2 separate regions of the Homo sapiens genome follow, and region 2 is linked to region 1. Evidence: chromatin contacts called from ENCODE Hi-C or POLR2A ChIA-PET data. All regions are on one chromosome and are shown on one strand. The core of a region is the stretch at or near the end of the contact, and the rest is flanking DNA. Distances in the headings are between cores, read along the strand shown.

What was found. Hi-C counts contacts between places; a loop is a spot of excess contacts on that map. ChIA-PET counts read pairs that join two places held with the same protein, here RNA polymerase II (POLR2A).
Region 2: a loop to region 1 is called in a map of CD14-positive monocyte, with 2.5 times the contacts of the local background. The contact joins the enhancer-like site here to the promoter of DSG1 in region 1. A Hi-C loop is called at or near these places in 1 of 168 maps with a recorded cell type or tissue (CD14-positive monocyte). POLR2A ChIA-PET finds 5 or more read pairs at or near these places in 2 of 52 experiments (MCF 10A and PC-3).

Annotation. Positions count from the first base shown.
Region 1 is chr18:31,313,471-31,320,754 of GRCh38, forward strand. It overlaps DSG1 (desmoglein 1), which reads left to right and starts at 4,690. Exons shown (of 15, transcript NM_001942.4): 1 at 4,690-4,878. The coding sequence starts at 4,831.
Region 2 is chr18:31,398,006-31,405,234 of GRCh38, forward strand. DSG4 (desmoglein 4) reads left to right here. Exons shown (of 16, transcript NM_177986.5): 9 at 1,267-1,538; 10 at 2,876-3,015; 11 at 5,411-5,629. The region is part of intron 1 of DSG1-AS1 (DSG1 antisense RNA 1); the gene reads right to left. Among named protein-coding and RNA genes, the nearest start is that of DSG4, 25 kb to the left of the region's middle. RefSeq lists a silencer at 267-467. Within about 2 kb of position 1,491, at least 3 of the 41 ENCODE cell types and tissues checked have a DNase peak (open chromatin) inside an H3K27ac peak, as active enhancers do.

The sequences.
Region 1 (7,284 bases), core at 3,440-5,939:
CCAGCTCACTGCAACCTCCCCCTCCCGAGTTCAAGCAATTCTCCTGCTTCAGCCTCCCGAGTAGCTGGGATTACAGGGGTCTGCCACCACGCCCAACTAATTTTTGTATTTTGTAGTACAGATGGGGTTTCACCACATTGGCCAGGCTGCTCTCGAACTTCTGACCTCAAGTTATCCGCCCCCATCAGCCTCCCAAAGTGCTGGGATTACAGCCATGAGCTACCACGCCCGGCCTAGTTTTTTAAATTTTAATGGCTACTTTCAGTCATCATGATTTCTGTTCACATCCTTGAGATCAATTTTGTGACTTCTCCTAAAATCAACTAATCTACTCACAAGTCATATTTCATACTGCAAGCTATAATCTATTCATCTAGTCAAGGGATTGTCAAACATTTTCTGTAAAGGGCAAGGGAAGTAATTATTTTAGGCTTTCTACGCCAACATGGTCTCTGTCATAACTTCTTAGCCCTGCTCTTGTGGAATGAAAGGAGCCACAATTTATATGCAAATGACTATGGCTGCGTTCAACTAAAAAAAGAACAAAAACCACACAGTGGACCCTATTTGACCCATGGCAATAATTTGCTGACGTCTACTTAAGTTCATTATTTTTACTTTTATTAGGAAAATTTTCAAATATACACAAAACAAAGAAAACCATATACTATCATTTAGATTTAACAGTTGTTAATATTTTGCCATATTTATTTTATCTGTTTCATTGCTGAATTATTATGAAGAAAATTTCCATCATCATGACATTTCACTCCTAATGTAATTCACATATCTTTAAAAATAGACATAATATGGCTAGGCATGGTGGCTCACACCTGTAATCCAAGCACTTTGGGAGGGCAAGGCGGGTAGAACGCTTGAGGTCAGGAGTTCAAGATCAGCCTGGCAACATGATGAAACCCCATCTCTACTAAAACTACAAAAAATTAGCTGGGTGTGGTGGCTCACACCTGTAGACCCAGCTACTCAGGAGGCTGAGGCATGAGAATTGCTTGTTCTGGGAGACAGAGTTTGCAGTGAGCTGAGATCACGCTACTGCGCTCCAGCCCAGGCAAGAGAGCTAGATGCATCTCAAAAAAAAAAAAAAGACATAATACAATATAACCTGATAAAATATATCATAATTTTCTACAGTTCTTATTTAAATTTTCCCAGATATTGGATATCCCAAAATTACTTCCACAGCTCTTTTGTCCAAACCAAAAATCCACTTACCAATCAGACTTTGCTGTGACTGCTATATATGAAAAAGAAAAGTATCTTTTAATCTAAAATGCAGGCCCCATCTCCCAGATGTATGTGGGTGTGACATTGACTCTTTGAGGAATAGTTTAATTTTAAACAATGTGAACAAGATCTACAATCAATATATCTCATGGTAATATTAATACAGTATAGAGGCAAACAGAAAATTTTTATTTATATAATGCCTAACATATTTACTTCAATTTCCCCTCGAGTTTTAAGTTTTTCATCTTTCACCTATTTTTTAAACAATGTGTAGAGTTCATTAGGATAATTTAGAACATATAAAACTAGAGGTTCACATATAACATTAAAACATAGTTAACAATAATTTGTTGTATATTTCAATATAGCTACAAGAGAAGAATTTCCCAACACAAAAAATAAACGTTTAAGGTGACGGATATCACAGTTGCCCTGATTTAATCATTATAACATTGCACAGGTATGCAAACATCACATGCACCCCAAAAATATGTACAGCTATTATATATCAATTTAAAAATACTTTATTGCTAAAAGGAAAAAAAAGCACATTCCAAAGAATTTCTCTGAAATATAAGTCCATGCTATGGATGCTATGTAAATGAAGGTGGATAAAACAGTTACTGTTATTAGGCTTGAGAACTTCTAGATCAATAAAATGTGTTACCTTTAGTTAAATATGCGGATTATTTTGTTTTTCAAAATTATTTTTTTAGAGGCTGATTATTTTGTTTTCTTAAAGGGTATTGCAATATTTCAAGCTAACAACAAATGTAGAAATGCAAACACTTAAGTTACATTCTGGAGTTTTCAATGCCTTGTGAAAAAGAGGAAAATCCTCTTCTCTAGAGAATTTTAGTCCCTATGGAAACCTTTGTCAGCTCACCAGGGAGATTCCAGACAGAAAAATCACCCCAAATTTCACAAAATTTTTATGAAATGAGAACTGTTGCTATGTACGTGCAGGTACACATACTAAACAATGTTCAGAGTAAAGAAAAGGAGTTCACTGAGATGGGAGAGAAGAAGCAACAGTGTGATGTGAGGTTACAGATGAGGTTGCTGGAAGAAAGAATTGAAAACATTGTGAATACGGAAATGAAATGGTTTGTGTTGCCTATGTTTTAAAGTATCTTAACTCATTGGCATTAGGAAGGAGGACCACTAAGTCAGGAAAAGGGACAGGACCAACTGAGATAAGAGTACATGAAGGAAAACTAATTAAATGTGCTCATTGAAAGCTGGAACAATGGTGGGGTTCTCAATTAAGAAAAGGCATAGGGTAGATTGAGAGAGGTGAGTTTGTAAAAACCGGAAGTTAAGGTTTGGAGTAAGAGAGAAGATAGACAACAAAAGCAATGATGTCTGCACTGTCCAATATGGTAGCCACTAGCCACATGTGGTTATTTAAATTTAAATTAAGCAAAGTTAAATATTCTCTTCCTTAGTCATAATAACCATATTTTAAATCCTCAATAGTCACATATTATAAATGGCTACCATATCTGACAGCATAGATAGAGAATATGTTCGTATTGCAGAAAGTTCTACTGGATAGCACTGTTCTGAGGACGTTAAAATGAGTAAGAAAGAGAAAAAGGCAGGGAAGGAGGCAAGGGAGAGAAAGTGATTAACAAATTCCCTCTCCCGCTGTGTTTAACATCGTATTGGCTCTCATGTAACTGCCAAGACAGACGCTGCTCTGCAGTATTGGAGTTCTATCACACCTCCTCTCCAGAAAGATGTTTGAGAGATTGCTGCCTTATGAATCCCCTAGTCATATAGGATTGTTGGAGCAAGGCATTGAGTTAGGGGTGGAGCCAGGGTTAGGTTTAAGGAAAGGTAATTTAATGGATGAAGGAGGCCCCCATGCATGCCCTAGCATCATGCCCAGAATCCGAGATGCATAAAACATTGACTCGCCACTGGAAAGCTGCAAGAGTAGGTGCAGTTGTCTCTGGTGCCCAGTGAGTCTTCTGCTATTCATGGTCAGACAACATGATACTAATATATTGCTCAGACTAAGTCATAGGTTAATACAGTCTATTTTATTTGACATTTCTCATTAGAGAAAATCGGCCAGCTCATCTTTCTAAATTTTATTTATTTACATCTGCTATTTACAATCATAAACATTCTTATTCACTGCAAATAAACATGGGCAGCCTATCTCCTCCCCTCCACACTGTATGATGGATAATATGGAAATTCAAACCACACATCTTCTTTGCCACAAATCTGTAGTGAAATGACAGCCTTCTATAGACCCTCTGACCCTCAGAGATTTTCTTCCTTTTGGAGACATTTTGAGTATCTTTTTGACCATAATCAACATCTTATCAGGTAGGTCTCTTGTTCTAAGTAGCCGTTTCAAACTCTGAGGGTGTCCAGTGTCTATGAGCTTCCTGCCACTCACAATATTTATACTAGACGTTGCCAGGGGAAGAGAAGAGAGTCCAAAAATATGTCCAAATGCTGCCCTGTGAAGGTTGCTATTTATTTTCACAAACCTCAGGGCTGCATTCAGTTTCCCGTCTACCTGTGTAGGCAGCCATTTCTTCAGTGTATTCCCTATGTTCTAATTGGCTCGCTGTACAGATTCTTGGCTCTGTGCTTAGGAATTGTCATTGACTTTTAACCCACCTCACCTGCTGAGCAGCTTTCTGTGTTTTCATTAGTATTTCAGGCACCGAATCTCATTTTTAAAGTTATTATCAGGATTTTAATTGGTGGTTCTCACTATTCACCCTTAAGTTTAGTAATATTTAAATTTTTATTTTGTTGCATTTAATAAAAGAATCATAAAGAAAGAAAAATAATTAGGGAGAGAAAATAATTTCTTTAGAGGGAAAATGGAGGATTCCTTAGACTGAAGGCTGGTCAGTTAATGGGAATTGTGACTTATGCAGAGGATCTAATAATTGTAAGTATCATGGTTTTACTTGTTTGAATTAATAACTTTAAAAAATCTCAGTCTTGCATTAGCATATTTTCTGTCTCTTAACAACCGAAAATAACTGAAACTTTCCCAACATCTACTAAAATGGAAAGTTTGTCATTTTCTACTATGACCTGAGGGTTTGGCTACAAACAGATAATGGAATGAATAAGATGAGCATTCAAGTTATACCTGCCTGTTTAATATGGGGAGAAACTAAACCACCTGTAAAGAAAGCATGGGGTGAGAAGCCCCCATCACCTGTATAACCCTCGGTATTTCTGTTCACTTTAAGAGCCTGCCACTGAAAACATTCAGTAAAGGAGTGAATCTTCCTTGCCCCATCAAGAGTCGCTTTTCAGCTGGAGGAAGGGTGTGTCCCCAAGTTTTTACCTGGGAGCAATGATGATCTTGTCAAGCATTTCAGTGAGACCAGCCCAAGTTTTTAGGGTGGGGATCCAGACTGGTTATACGTACCTTCAGTCCTTCTCCCAGAGGAAGGCAGAAACACCTCAAAGCCTGCATGTAAGAACATCTACTGAGAAATTATTTTAATCAGACACCAGCTGAGTGGGAGAAAGAAAAAGAACAGAGAAGAACAAACAAAACTCCCTTGGTCTTGGATGTAAGAGAATCCAGCAGAGATGGACTGGAGTTTCTTCAGAGTAGTTGCAATGCTGTTCATTTTTCTGGTGAGTGGATTCTGGTAAAAGTCCTTCATAATCGTGCCCATTGTAAACAAGTGAAAACTTTTTAGAAAATGTTAGTGGGCATTATTTCTAACCTAAACCCATTGAAAATGTATATTAATGACAAGATGATTTTATGAACTAGATTTTTCAATAGCATTTCTCTCTTTAATTGAAGACTCAAGATCATGTTAATGCCTCAGTGTCAACTCATTGTATTACATCTCTGACACTGAAGTCATTGCTAAGTCATGCTGGGAAAAGACTGAATTTAGGAAATTCCTATCGCTAGTTAGTAGCACTTTGTCGTTCAAAATCTCTTCTGCAAGAGGGCTTTTAAACTAAATATCACAAGTGTGTCTGGATTTTTAACCTGTTTTTTTTTTTATTTTTTTTGTGTGTTTGGTGGTGGAATTACTCTAATTTTTAAAACATAAAAATAGCACCACATAATTTAAAATCGTAGCAGTTTGTGGCTGGTCTCGCTATCCAAATAAAGTCATCAGTTGCATATTTGGTTAGAATCTGTATCACTACTATAAAAAGCCCCGCACTATTTAACTATGATTTTATTTAAAACATTTTTAATTTCAAAAAACGGCAGTACAGGAGGTTTATAAATGACATATTAAGTGAAGAAGTGGCTATAATTAAAGAGTAAGTATAATTATTATTACACTCGATCTTACTACTGGAATGTCAGTGATGACTGCGATATAAAAGTTGTGCACTTGATCGTCTGACGAATGTAATGAAATACTTTATCATTGCCCCCTTACATGTAATTAGTTTTCTTGCTGTAGAGATAATACTAAGTGCACCACTAATGTATTATGTCAATTTCACTTTCAGTGAAAATTTGAAAATTGTAATCTCTCTCATAGTAAGGTTAATGTAATTCAAAAAGGCAGGTGCCAAGTAAATTGCCCTCCAGCTTGGCAGGATGTATAGTGCTGTGGTTCACATTTGTTTCTACTTGCTTAATTTTTGAACTGGAATGTTGGGTTGGTTGGTATAATAAGTTAGATCTTTGATTCAAAGTATGCTGGTTAGTTTGAATTCAGTTTTATTAACTAAGGCGGGACATAATCAGTGGATTTAGTTATAAATGAGCATCAGTAAGCTGGTGGCTTTGGTTCCAAGCTTTCCTTCAAACATTAGTCCTATCCCATGCTCTTTTCAGTGGATATTTAGGATCAGTTGATTTCATTACTTAGGATTTGGTAGGGATCACTGATCATTATACAGTATGTCATTTGAAATATGAGAGTTTCATATTGTCAGTAATCAAGCACTTTTACTTAAAATTTCAAATAAATTTGATCCATTAAGAGCTATTATAGTTTTAGTTGATCAGCTTGTTCAGATAGGTGTACACTAACTTTCATAGAATCTCTAAGATGTGCCTTATTTGTTGATTTATTTATTTCAAATTAATTATAGCATATCAAATTTCTTTAAACAGCCACTTCCTATTTAGTCATTCTTCAATAAAATGTATCATCATCAAAATCATATATCTTTATTGAACTTTCTCTAGCTGTGCCTAGATTTTTTTTTGTTGGCTTATGGGGGTTTTTTTGGGAATGGGGGAAGAGGAGGTTACCTTATTTTATATTGAAATTAATCACAAGTCTCCCACATGCCTTATGAAAATTTTTTCTCAAAGAACTTACACTATCATGAATTACAATGTTTCATTTTCACGTTGACATCATAGGTTTTTTTGGAAAACATTTCACTTTCTAAGGTTTGGAAGATCAAAATTTATTTTAAGTACAGATTTTACCACATGGGATAATTTTGGTAATTGTGCTTTGGAGTTTCCTAATCTGTATTTTTCTTTAAAATACTTTTTTTCTTCATAAAACAACCACCACTATAGCAAATTCTTTCAGTTATCTTTCTCCTAGTCTCATTATAAATGCATGCTTTTACCAAAAAATGAAAAAAAATTTATGTAAAGTCTTTATATTCGTCTCTACTCAAAGTCAATAAGCGGGAACCTGCATTAGGAAGCGTATTTGTACAATTGTTAAGGCCTTTAAGATATTTAAATTGGTAGTGTCTTTTAAGCAAATCTACCTGAGAACTGGGTAACTATTTGTTTGCAAGCATACTGTGTATTCATCTCAATGCATCTGAAGGTTGTGAACCTTGTTCAAATGAGTGGGTTGAATCAGGGAGAACAAAGCTGGAGGAGCTGCTCTTACAGCAATCAAGATCGCTCTATGGCTATTCCATTGTTCTGACAAGTCTCCTGGACAGGCAAGAGATTACACCTGCTATAACACTGCAAGTCAAACACATTTTGTTAATTCTGCATCTATTTTTCATTCTTCTTTTTGTTTCCATGTAATCAGTGTATGGAGTAGAGAAAGGAGTTAGAATGTATTTTCTCTAGGCCTG
Region 2 (7,229 bases), core at 241-2,740, 81 kb after region 1:
GACAGAATGAGACCCTGTCTCAAAAAAAAAAAAAAAAAAAAAAACTTGAGGTTCTCGATTTTTCATTTATTTGAAGATAGCATGGAATTCTATTAAATAAAAAAATGATTTGTAGAAGAAAGATCTCTTCCAATTGAAAAGTGATTTTTGAGTACATAATTTATATTCAGTTCTGTGCTAAGTATCATGTGGGGTGGTCTATTACGTGGACCAGTGGACTAGGTATTATGTGGATCTGTAAACAGATGTGCAAAAGGAATCAAAATCTCAAACCTCAAGGGTTTTGGCTGAAATTCAAGCACGGCATGCTGAGCCATCTCCAAAGAAGAACCCAAGTAAATTTCTGTGAATGTTTTTCTTATCAGCTCTTCTAAAAAGATGTAACTCTAAAACCTAAGGAAACATTCATGATGTCAGGGAGTTTCCCTGAGAAGCAGAGATTTACCTCACAGAGTTCTGCTGATGGCAAGCCTTGCTGATATCTTGACTTCTGCTGTTGGAAATGCATTGCAAGTGATGCTTAGCTTCCAGAACCCTTCTAAGCAGACATTGTTCAGCAATTCTTTCTTTGCAACTACTTTTTCATTGTGACTTTTCATGTCACCACATCAATCATTCTGGATCAAAAGATTCTATTTTTTATCCAGAATACCCATTTCAAAGGTGACTTTTCTCTGGGCATGGCATTTACTTATTTGAATATGCCCCATAAAGGAGTCTTCCTGTCCACCAGACCCGGCGACTATAATCATCATAAATTCTTTGTAAGTTGTGTACACCATTAAAAAAAAATTACGTGTTCAGTGACATCATATATATTAGCACCTTTATTCTGCTGATTATACTTTCAAAAGATTCTCAGATGTGAGTTCTATAAAGGAAATCTGGGTACTATTTATTTATTCATTCAATAGTGTGAACAGTTTTTATTTTATTCTAAAGCTTTTTTTCATAAACACCTCATTTGGAAAATAATCGTTTTTCATTTCAGCATTTTTGTATAAAAAGTCCAAAACTCCAAAATTTTATTCCAATTTAAAATCACAGCCTTAAATAATCTACATAGCTGATTATGCTAAAAGATGAACAGAAAAACATATCTAAGATACCTAATGCAGTAATAAGTAAAATTTTTTTCAATTCAAAATCTAAACAGCGTATCTCCTGGACCTTATTCTAGTGTGTGGTTTGCTTTACCATGGCTTCTTACTTTATCGAAAGAGAGTTCTTTGCTGTTTCAGAGTTTTTTATTTTCTTTCATTTCAGATGCTGGATTATGAACAAGCACCTAACATTCAGCTTAGTATCGGAGTTAAAAACCAAGCTGATTTTCACTACTCCGTTGCTTCTCAATTCCAAATGCACCCAACCCCTGTGAGAATTCAAGTTGTTGATGTGAGAGAAGGACCTGCATTTCATCCAAGTACTATGGCTTTTAGTGTGCGGGAAGGAATAAAAGGAAGTTCCTTATTGAATTATGTGCTTGGCACATATACAGCCATAGATTTGGACACAGGAAACCCTGCAACAGATGTCAGGTACTGCAACTATTTTCTTCATGTTCTATGGTTCTATCCAGTGTTAATTCATGTAGCATGCGCTAATATATGTTGGTTGTAATACTTTTGGAGGGCTTTTTTGCTTTTATTATTCCTTTGATTTAAAAGACTATTAGAGCATTTGAAATCTTAGAATTTTAAGTGTTTTAGAGGCTTCAATAATGTAAGGGCTCCAACTAGTTATAAAAGTAATTGTGTCCAGTGAGTAATTGTAAGATCAAAGAGCCTCCTAAATTACTCCATAAGTCTTTTTGATCTTTTGTGGCCAGTTTGTTCTACCCTGGACCGGGGCTGATTAAGCCATATTGTGGGCAATAAGTCACCATAAAAGTTGAGTCACTGCTTGTTTTCTTAAACCTGTGTTACTATGACTTAGAGACTAATTTCAATCCTCTGCTTAATCTAAGAGAAAAACCACAATCATAGAAGCGAAAAACAGTGTTTTAGAAAATTGATAGGCATAGGGAGAGTCAGAAGAGGAGAAATAAAAAGATAGTATTGGGGCACTAGGTACCTAGATTATATGTGAATTAGAACAGTGTAAAATATTCTGGAAATAACCACAGTGAAGTACACAGATCTTCTCTATATCCTGCCCTTCTCTATCTCCTTTTCTTCTTCCAATATTCTTAGAGTAAACGAAGTCTACTGACTTATAAGTTACCTTGATGTTCACAGTTTTAGTTATTAAATCAGTTAACAAATTGACAGACGCAAAAAAACCTGTGAAGTCTGCCAGGATGGGTGGAGGTAAAAGCAGTTCAGATAAAGGAACTGAAGACTTGAAATTGTGCCTGGTAGAGACCAGATCTTCTTCCAGTGAGGTCAAGCACTTTAAATCTATCATCTGTAACAAGATCCAGATAGTCACACTGAACAGAGGATATCACAAGCCCCCAACAGGCTATCAGTGAGGTGCTCTGAAATCAACATAGCTGAAAAGCCACAAAAAAAATCCTAAGTATACCACATACAAAAATAAATAAGCAATATGTGTTTCTGAAAATGAATAAAGGATGTTTTACATTGCTATGATTTAATAAATAGAGCTGAAATAAACTCATACATTTTATTAACAATTATCCTAGGAGCCAGAAGAGTAAAAATGATGAAATTTTAAAACTTGCAGACCTGTATATTAATGTATATATCATTGAATTTTTATTGATATATATGTACTTTTTATAAACCAAGGCAATCATCACTATAAAACATAAAAACACAATATTAAAGTTTGCCACATTGTAGCTGTTACATGATTTAAAAGTACTAACTTTCATAAAAGCATGATAACGAACTTTTTTATTTAAAAACAGATATATCATAGGGCATGATGCAGGCAGCTGGTTAAAAATTGATTCAAGAACTGGTGAGATACAATTTTCTAGAGAATTTGATAAGAAGTCAAAATATATTATCAATGGGATATACACAGCAGAGATCCTGGCTATAGATGGTAAGAAAATTTATTTTCAGTATTTTAAGAAAACTAGTACTATTATATTAAATATTATGTTATTCTAATGCTGATATTTGAGTGACTCAGACATTTTTAATGGTGTATGCAAGACTTATGGAAAGCCCTAAACACCTTAAATCAAGAATTGAAGTCAATTAAAATCATAATTTACACTGAAGCCATAGTTTATTTCATCTACTTCCAAAACTGAGTTGTATATGGCTTACAGCATAAAAGTTAAAATATAATTCATCTTCTGATTATGACTTTGTCTCTTGAGTATGGCTAATCTCACTTGTAGGGTATGTTGGGAATGTTTACTTAAAGTAAGGGCTACGTGCTCTACAAAGTTCATTTGGGGATCACCTTGTGGGAAAGCAATGTCTCCAAGAATACAATTATTTTAGATCCATTAAAACTGAACTACAGTGAGAAGCTTGTGTGAGTGTTGCTTGATTAGACATATTTCCATAGTAAGATGCTATGGACCAAGAAAGCACAGATTATTCCAAATATAAGATCCATATTAAAAGTCATAAATACAGATGCACTGACTTAACTTGTAAGCGAGCCACCTCTCACATGGGTAAATCTGTTAAGCAGTCCTCTTGGTGAGCAGCAACAGGATTTGTTTATTTATCAATAGTTAATGATTCTATGAAGCAGTGCCTAGGAAACCAGCTGCTGTAGAACCAAACAAGAGACAAAGGTCAGGAACCACGAAGGAAGGGGAAAGACAGGCGTCCAAGATACATGCCTAATGTAAGACAGATACTGTAGGTTTGCATTGAGTTTATAGCTGACCTTTCCAGTATCAAAACAAAAATAAAGATAAAGAAGCAGCATAAAATTCAAAAAGAAACCATGATAAAACCAAACCAACTATCATCTGTACATCCTGGGCTTCATCCTGTGGCGGGTAAATTTTAACGCCTGGGTCAGTTTTATAAATAACATTGTCTTATTCATTATCAGTATTCTGGAAGCTCTAATTTGAAAATGGATTCTAACCATGTTGATTGCACCCTATGTTTGCATATTGGTCATATGTGAAAAATCTTCAAATGCTAGAATAAATAATTAGTCATTCCAAGCAAATAAAGAGAGAGAAAGTGCTGTCAAAATGTACCAAGAGAAACCCAGAAACAAAGCTGATTGTTTATTCACCTAAGCAGAGTGTCTGCACTGGCACAGAGCTATCTGAATGGTTGGAATAAGTTTGCTTCAGCACACACCATCATCAGGTGAAGAGACAGACCTCTATGCAGAGCAAACTTTACTGGGAAGCAAACACTATAAGCAATAGCTTGAGCTTTGGTTGCCAATCACAAGGTAATAGAAGAGCTACCAAAGATCAAAGAATGACAAATAAAACAATCTGTGGAATAATCTGATGCCTCTCGAATGAGAAGCTAAGTGAAATCGACATCCTTCATCTAGTAAAAACAAGTCCAATGCTGAATAGGGTATATAAACATATTATACAAAATCATATAGACTATAGGTAGGCTCTCAGTTTATTCTCATTCAGTTACCTCAATGACTACTACTTAGGCACACAGAAAACATCTGTAAAAGGAATTTATTGCTTTCTCAGAAAAGGACCTAGTAAGGTACCCCAGAGACGACAACGTTCTAGTTTAAAAGCGAGAAAGCTAAGATTCTTTTCAAGTTAAAAAGAAGCAAAAAAAATTCCGTATTCGCTGTAACAGAACATAGAGTAGAAAAGTGGACTAAAAAGCTCCTGGACTCCTAATCTTTAGTCTTTGGCCCTTTCTGATTAATTATACTATCCAAAAACTTGTTTCAAGTGGATTAGGGAAAAATCTAATAGACTTATATTTGTTTTCAGAAATGCCATTTCAGAAAGAAATAGCATGTAACAGATGCAATTAAAATAAACAGTGAGCACACAAGAAAAACACAAACAAGTATTTATTTCAGCTGTGGTTATTTCTACAAACACAGGACTCAGTGAGCATCCTGAATGGAGGTTCATAACTGACCTGGGGGTCTAATTTATGGGAACAGGGTGAGATTAGAAACCAGTAAACCTTCTCGGAGGAAGAACATTTGATTTTGCGCCTTAGGATGTGTCAGAATTAGCAAAATGAAATGAGGGTGGAAAACATTTTAGGAAGGGTGAAAAGAATGTGCCAGAGTCCAGAGTAAAAAAGAAACTTGTTTAAAGAACTCAAAAGAAGCAGTGTGGCTGGAAGGTAGCACACAAAGGGAAGAGTGACTTTGGGTCACTGAAGCGGGCAGGAACCTGTCAAGCCTCCCAAGTCACGTATATGTTTCCTACAAGTTCCATGGCATCATCAGGGGATATGAGAAAGAGTTTTCTCCCTAACACCATTTACCTCAACACCAATGACCCTTACTCTTTCAGATGGCTCTGGAAAAACAGCTACAGGAACCATATGTATTGAGGTTCCTGATATCAATGATTATTGTCCAAACATTTTTCCTGAAAGAAGAACCATCTGCATTGACTCTCCATCAGTCCTTATCTCTGTTAATGAACATTCTTATGGGTCTCCGTTTACTTTCTGTGTTGTTGATGAGCCACCAGGAATAGCTGACATGTGGGATGTCAGATCAACAAATGGTAAGTGAAACGTAAGCTTGTTTTTTGGACTTTAAGTCCAAAAGCAAAACAATTACCAAAAAATGTGGCAAGTCACTTAATAAAACATTCTACTTCTGTTTCCACAGTTCTTGCCATATTAACATTAAATGAAAAAAATATTTCATGTACACAGAGGATATTTGATAAAATTTTGAACTGAAATGAAATGAGTCAAAATGTTTCATTAATATTTAATTTACAAATAGTAGTGGATAAATACCAGTTTACCCATCATTTTGAGTAGGTAAAACGTTGAACCAATATTTATTCAGTTTAAAATAAACAGAACCCTTAACAAACTCATAAATTAAGAATGTCACAATTCCCTATTCTGAATAAATTCAGACAAATCACATAAATGTCTCTGAAACTCATATATCCCATAGATACATTTAAACATTTACTACTCACTTAGGAGCACATAAAATCAATTAAATTGTTTTTTACAGTAACTATGAGTTCAGACTTATTTTTAAGGGTAAAAATTTAAATCCAAATTGCTCAGTATTAGAGGAATGATTAAACAGAGTACATATTATTAAGATGTGTTAATATACAGCCATTAAAATTAGAATTATGCAAAGTATGTAGATACAAAAGAATGCATAAACCAAAGAAAGTAAAGTGAAAAACAGATCACGAAGTTGTATATGTATGTATCTTGACTATAACTACATACAATTGAATGGCTGACATCGATAAAAATTAAGAATAAATTTCAGATAACATAACATTTTATCTACCTTGCGTTCTTTTTCCTAAAACGTTAAGTGCATAATAAAAAAGAAAATGCTATGAGAGGATCTCATATGGGCTAAGATAGCTCCCCAATCTCATATTCATTTGGGGCTACAGGGAAAATTTCATGGGCTAGTCGGTGGCCATCAGACTACAGAGCCCAGGGTGAGAGGAAATACTTCCCACCTCTTTAAGGTCACCAAGCCCCTCTATTTACAGAATGGAGAAACCCTAAAATAAGGTGGGGAAAATACCACCAATAAAGTAAGAAATTAGGCAATTTGTTTTTACCATCAAACCTTTAGCTCTTTTCAACAAAACCACTTTAATATTTTTTAAAGTTAATCATGTTAAAGCAATTCCATTAATATCAAGTCAACTCTGAATTCACCATCTCCTATAAAGCTCAATAGCCCATTCATAAACAATAATAATTGCTAACCACTTTTTTCCTCATTCGGATCCTAGATATTATGATTACACATGTAAGAAAAAATGTTCTGCATGGAGGTATAATATTATAGCTATTACAGGTTTGCCAATAAAAAATATAACCACACTGGAGATGATATTCCTAGAGACCTGTTTCAATGCTTGCTGGTGTTTTAGAACAGAATGAATTTCACTTAATGTGCTGTGGCATTGCCTTATCTCATTTTTACCTTGTGCACAGGTTAGATTTTGGTGGACATAGCTGGCTTGCCATCTAGCTAACTGAGGATAATAAACCATCATAATAAAAAATATTGTGTGCTATGGATCAATCAGTTACTATTCATGGTTTAGCTGTAAATTTAATCATCTCAACACTCCTTGTATTAATAAATAAATTCCAATGAAT